2 separate regions of the Homo sapiens genome follow, and region 2 is linked to region 1. A link is a loop called in an ENCODE intact Hi-C map of the cell type or tissue named here. Cell type or tissue: prostate gland. All regions are shown on one strand. Each heading gives the region's core, and the rest is flanking DNA. Links, peaks and the distances in the headings are about the cores only.

The links. Peaks named below come from ENCODE experiments on the same cell type or tissue, not always from the same donor. Only the 100,000 strongest peaks of a DNase experiment are listed, where the experiment ranks them.
Region 2: it touches region 1 in a loop (2.4-fold over the local background); 13 of 110 quality-filtered maps call a loop at or near these places.

What each region holds. Positions count from the first base shown.
Region 1 is chr16:65,121,792-65,124,660 of GRCh38, reverse strand. It overlaps CDH11 (cadherin 11), which reads left to right and starts at 2,598. Exons shown (of 13, transcript NM_001797.4): 1 at 2,598-2,781. In prostate gland, for the core only: no CTCF peak of the experiment used is centred there; DNase peaks (open chromatin) are centred at 1,650, 2,370 and 2,480; H3K4me3 peaks cover 2,414 bases; H3K27ac peaks cover 2,361 bases.
Region 2 is chr16:65,303,498-65,306,405 of GRCh38, reverse strand. The region is part of intron 9 of LINC00922 (long intergenic non-protein coding RNA 922); the gene reads left to right. The region is part of intron 2 of LOC124903780 (a long non-coding RNA gene); the gene reads right to left. Among named protein-coding and RNA genes, the nearest start is that of LINC02126, 130 kb to the right of the region's middle. In prostate gland, for the core only: no CTCF peak of the experiment used is centred there; no DNase peak of the experiment used is centred there.

The DNA.
Region 1 (2,869 bases), core at 370-2,869:
ATTCAGGTGTGTAGTGTCAGTGGAAACTTATCAAGCAGTTTTTAACTTACTTTTTAAAATCGGCTGATGCACCCATTACTAAAGGGATGGTCTATAAAAACAACTGTTGTGATTCGATAAATGCTGAACAGAGAGGAGAGGTCAAAGTCCAGCTAATGTCAGCTGACATGTGGCCAGGTTCATCTTTGGACACGCTTCCAAAAGGGAGTTTATGAAACTTGCTTCATGGATCAAGAGATGTCCTAATCATTACAGATCCCGGGCATCTTTGTATAATATATGTATGATCAGATTGATCGTGACTTCACACTCCCTCTAGGACCACGTGGAAGGGTTGAGAAAATCCAGGCAATAGTTTGTAGCCAAACAAGAGCAAAACTCGAGTACCTCTGAGGGAAAGCCGGACCCCTTGTCCATCCTCTCCTGTGTAAGTAACTTCATTTATAAGCTGAAATGACGCCACCAGATCATCCTATTACCATCACCATGCCTCATTAGAGTGGGGACTTTCGGCGGTGGCTTGGGAAGTACCCAAAGTTTTAGGGGTTACAGCAGAGGCCAAAAAGGCAGACAGAGGAAGCAGGGTAGAGCTCTGAAAAGGTTCAGGGCCAGGGACCCACAGGGGGAGGCAGGAGTGGCAGGCACCACGATCTGCTCTCTGGCGCTCTACAGGAAAGCACCGGGAGTCAATGTCCTCGCGCGTCCCTTGCGCAGAGTGTGGTGCGAGGTTGGGGGGTTACTGGAGACCCAGGGGGCTATCACCTTGGACACCTATGGTGGGGGGAAGGCTGAGGAGTAAGATAACCGGGCAGCTGGAAACTTACAGCTCTTCCCCCGCAGTGGAGGAATGAGGAGTTCAAAGGCCACGTCCACACAGAGGGTGACAGAGGCATCCTCTCCGCGCAGGACGCGGACTGGGGGCAGGCACGCAGCGCCACCCGGATCCTGGAGTCGTCAAGAAAAACGCGGGCGCGCAGGCCGAAGAGGGTAGGTCCCGGGGCAGCCTCGCCGGCACCCGCCCCCGCGGGCGTCTCCCCAAGCCGTGTGGAAACCCGGGCGGCTGCGGGCGCTCGGGACCCGCGGGCTGGTGACCAGGAGCTGGAGGGCAGGGCTCGGCCGCTCTTGCCTTAGCCCCGCACTGGGGTTCCTTCCCCATGCGCTCAGGATCCCAAGCTTTCTCTTCCGTTTTCGGCCTCTTTTTCCGTTAACTCCTGGGCCCGTCTCCTCCCCTCTAGCCCTTTCAAACTGCTTGGCTGTGGCGCCCAGCTTTCCCTCCGCAGCCTCCTTCCCCGTCTTTTTCGCGGGTCCATCTCTTCTCCTTTCCCAGCCTCATCCCCGTCCCCCTAGGCGGTTCCTTTTTAGCCTTCACCCACTGGCGTCTCCACCTTCCTCCGCCTCCTCTCTTGCCTCCACCTCCCACCCTGCAAACTTGTTCAAGCCAGGGGTCCCCACACAGGCATGGTTGTTCCCTGCTGGGTGTGCGGATCCCCACGCCGTTCCCGGTACCGCGAGCGCCCCGCCCAGTCCTTGGCGTGATTCCTAAGCCCCGGCCCTGCCAGCCCTTTCTCCCGGCGACTCGGGGAGGGAGGGCAGGAAGCAGGCCCGGGGAACCCTCACGGTAGCGAGTCGTCAGTGAGGGGAACAGCGGAGGAAGGAGCTAGGACTCCGGCGCTGCGCCCCATTAGGCCCTTTCTCCCGTAGAAACGCACACTCCACCGGGCCCTGGCGGGTCTGTAGCGAGGGAGTGGCAACAAGTGACACTACCGGCGGGGGCCACTGATACCTGGCTGGGGTAGGGGCCAAGGCACCCTCCCAAAAGCTGGAGCGAGGCCGACCCCGGCGAAGCGCTCCCCGCGCACCCCTCTCCGAGGCGTTGCGTGGGGGGCACTAGACGAGAGGAGAGCTGAGAGAGAACGGAGACTGGGCTCTTCCCAAGTCCTAAGTCTCCCTCCCCGCCCGACTTCACCACCAGAGCCACCAGAAGAGTTTGCAAGGGATGGGAGATTGAGAGGGGTGGGGGCTGGGCAGGAGCCGCCAACGTTGAGGGATTTTTGGAAGGTGGGGTGGTGGAGTGAGAAAGAATAGAACGCGCTCCCGAATTCCCAATTGCTTCCCTCACTTGGACGATACCTTCCCCCAACCACCATCCCGGCCCGCCAGGCGAGAGCCCAGCCTGGCCAGCTGGAGCGGATTTGGGGGAAGGAGGAAAATGGGGGCTCCCAACCCCTCTCCAGCTTCCCTCCGCCGCCCTCCCTGATTGGCTGTGCGTCCCTGGAGCCCAACTTCAGTCGCTCCAGACTCCATCTGAGCCCTGAGGGAGTCGGAGCGCCGCGCCACGGGGCGGGAGGGGCGGCCACGAATCCAGGGGTTAGCATCTCTGGGCCCCTGGGGGGAGGGGCGCGGACGGGGTCGGCCCCCGCAGCCTCTGCGAGGCCCATCTCGCTGCCTCTCGCAGCCTCGGCTTCTCTCAGCCCCCGCCCTTTCCTTCCCTCACAGCGGCAGCCTCCCTCCTCCCGCCCCCCCCGCCCCGCACCCGCCTGCCCGCCCGCCACCTCCCCCCGGTTTCTCATTCCTGCCACTAGCGCGCTCGGCGGCTCATTCCGCGGCCGCCGCCAGCTGAGGGGAGCGTCGCGGGCCGAGGAGCAGATGCCGCGGGGGCCGCTCGCAGCCGCCGCTGACTTGTGAATGGGACCGGGACTGGGGCCGGGACTGACACCGCAGCGCTTGCCCTGCGCCAGGGACTGGCGGCTCGGAGGTTGCGTCCACCCTCAAGGGCCCCAGGTGAGGTGCGCCGCCAGTCCCTTCCTCTCGCCTGGTTGGGGCTTCTTGGAATGGGGGGCAGGATTTTCTCAGGAAGAGAATGTCTTGG
Region 2 (2,908 bases), core at 259-2,758, 180 kb before region 1:
ATCATGAAATGCATGAAGTATTCTCATCCCTGTGTTATAAATTAAGGAACTAAGGCTCATAGATGCCAAGTCCTCACTCAAGAACACACAGTCATAATTGGAATGTAGCTATGTCTAATTTCAAAGGCAATCAAGTTTCTTACATCAGCAGACTTTAAAAAAATGTTAAATATAAGGAACAGCAGAAATGGTCATATATTGACTGTCTATTATGCACAGGCACTATTATGCACTCCATATATATTAAGTCATTTACTGAGTTAATGCACCCAGAAATAAAGTTAGTACCTTTTAGTGGATTGATACAAATGGGACTTATGGAGCTAAATTGATTTAGAGAGGTTAGGACAAGCAGCTGGACCAAACGACCTCTTGAGTTTCATTCCATGATTCACAGACACTATTCCAAAGATATATGAGGCCACATGACAAACCAGCAAGGAAGATATACAGGTCTTTAAGCATCATTTTATCACATAGTGAAGGCAAGGACTCCTCTATCTTTGCCTTGGGGTTGTTCCCATAGGGCTCCATGGTGTGACAAATTGGGTATGTGGCACCTCCTGTAGGAAGGCCCTGCTCCCAGTGGCTGCTGGGCCACGTCTTAACACAATCTCTGGCTTCAGGGTGGAATGGCAATTATTTAAAATTGGCTCAGGTCTGCATACTCCACTGGATTCTTTTTTATCCCACTTTAAGTCTTTCCCTTGGGACAGCTTAAACAGCTTTATCTTTTTAATGACAAAATGCCCATCGATAGGACTGGAAATGAAATCAAGCTTTTGCTTAGCAACCAGTCCGTTTATTTATTTTCCAAGTTCATGAGTTTATATGCATGCTGCTCTTAATGGGCAGTGCATAAAAATGCCTCTTTTTATTTTCTTTTCATTTACATTGTTGCGGATAATGGCTATTATCAAGCCATTAGAAGCAAGAAAGTACTGCTTTTGCCTCCCAAGATGGGCTGCAATTGTGTATGCGCTCTCTATGCAGATTGGCCAATATGTTAAACTTTCTTTTTCCATCTTCATCTGATACAGATAGCTTTATGTCAGCAATATAATTTTCCTCTTGATGCATAGAAGTACATAAATATGTATAGACATGAAAGTATATATGAACATACACTTACACATATAAACACAAAGTAAATACCGACATCATATATGTATATACACAGATGCACAGACACAGACACACACACACACACAGAGAAAGAAATCTCCTTTTTCAATTAAAATGAAATTCTATGGCAGAAATGTAAAATAAATTCTAATCCACATCAGATTCTAAGACATTGTTACATAAATCTATGACACCATGGTCTGTTTTAAACAAAAGAAAGGATGGACTCAGTCCACATATAGCCCATTGAAGCTTTCATAGTTAACGAAAGTCATTTTTAGGTTGTGTCTGAGAGGCACAGTCATATGGATTAAAAACTAAGGAGCGTCATTCTTTATTCAGATGTTTCCAAATGTCTACTTAATGTATACTGGCAAAATCATCAAATTCAGGAATTGACATTTTTAAAAAATACATCCATTCTTTCAGAGTGTCTGTGGGTGATTAGGTTATTTCACTAGGGGAGAAGAGGGGGCTCAGTTTTGTTTACTGTAGCATTTTAGGTGAGATGGGCAAAGTAAAGATAAACAGCATTTGTTGAGTATCATTATACTCTTGGTCTTTTAGTAAATATTATTTGACATTGTCATCTATGAGGAAGGTCGTGCTTTAAAATTCACATTACTTCTGCAAAGTATTATCTACATTTTATTGTTGATGGAGCTGGGACAGAGATCGTTGGCAGCTAGAAAAGGTCAGATTGACAAAAACACAGTGAAGCAAGGCCTAGGTATTTGGTAGTTACAGAAACATTAAGCCTGGTTCTGTGATTGATATCAAGACCTGGAGTGATGGCATGTAGTAAAGCAATGGTTCTCCACTGGGGGGATTTTGCCCCCCAGGGGAAAATCATTATGTCTGGAGACATTTTTGGTTGTCACATTAAAGGTGGAGGTGCTATTGGCGTACAGTAGGTAGAAGTGGAACTGCTGCAAAACATTCTGAATGTACAGGACTGCTTCCCACAATAAAGAAATATGAGGTCTAAAATGTCAGTATTGCAGAGGTGGAGGAAGCCCCCCTCTTCCATCTAAGACTCCAAGTGTTCTTCTGTATTTTATAGTCCTGGCCACTTTTATGTATCAGCATTCTAACCAAGATCTGGAAAACAAATGTGACATTAGCATGTGTCTTGGGACGAAGCGCAAGGTAGAGGAACTAAATGCCAACCCTGACTCTACTACCTATAACGTGCATCTGGCAGGAGTGACTTACCCTCTTGGTGACTCAGTTTCTTTATCTGCAAGTTTAAGAAAATACTAGTACACACCTCATCAGGCTGATGCAAGAATTAGATGAGATAATGCATATAAAGAGTTAATGAGACAGGGTGCAGAGTAAATGTTTAACCACTTAGTTGTTATTTTTATTTTAATTGCTGTTATTTTAACTTTTTGGTATTTGCTATGTCCGTTTTCTGGAGAGCACTCAGTTTTTAATACTATATTTTCCTTTTTGAATTAGCAAATGTTATTTTTATAGACCAGTTTTAGGTTCACAGCAAAATTGAGTGAAAAGTATATGGAGTTCTTATACTACTCTTGTCCCCCACAAATGCACAACCTCCCCCACTATTGACATCCTGCACCACAATGGCATTTTTTTTTTTTTTTTTTTTTTTTACAATTGATGAACCTATATTAACACATTATTATCACCCAAAGTCCATAGCACACTCTTGGTGGGGTACATTCTATGGCTTTGAACAGATCTACAGTGACATGTATTATCATGTAGTACTATATATAATAGTATCATACAGAATAGTTTCATTGCACTACGA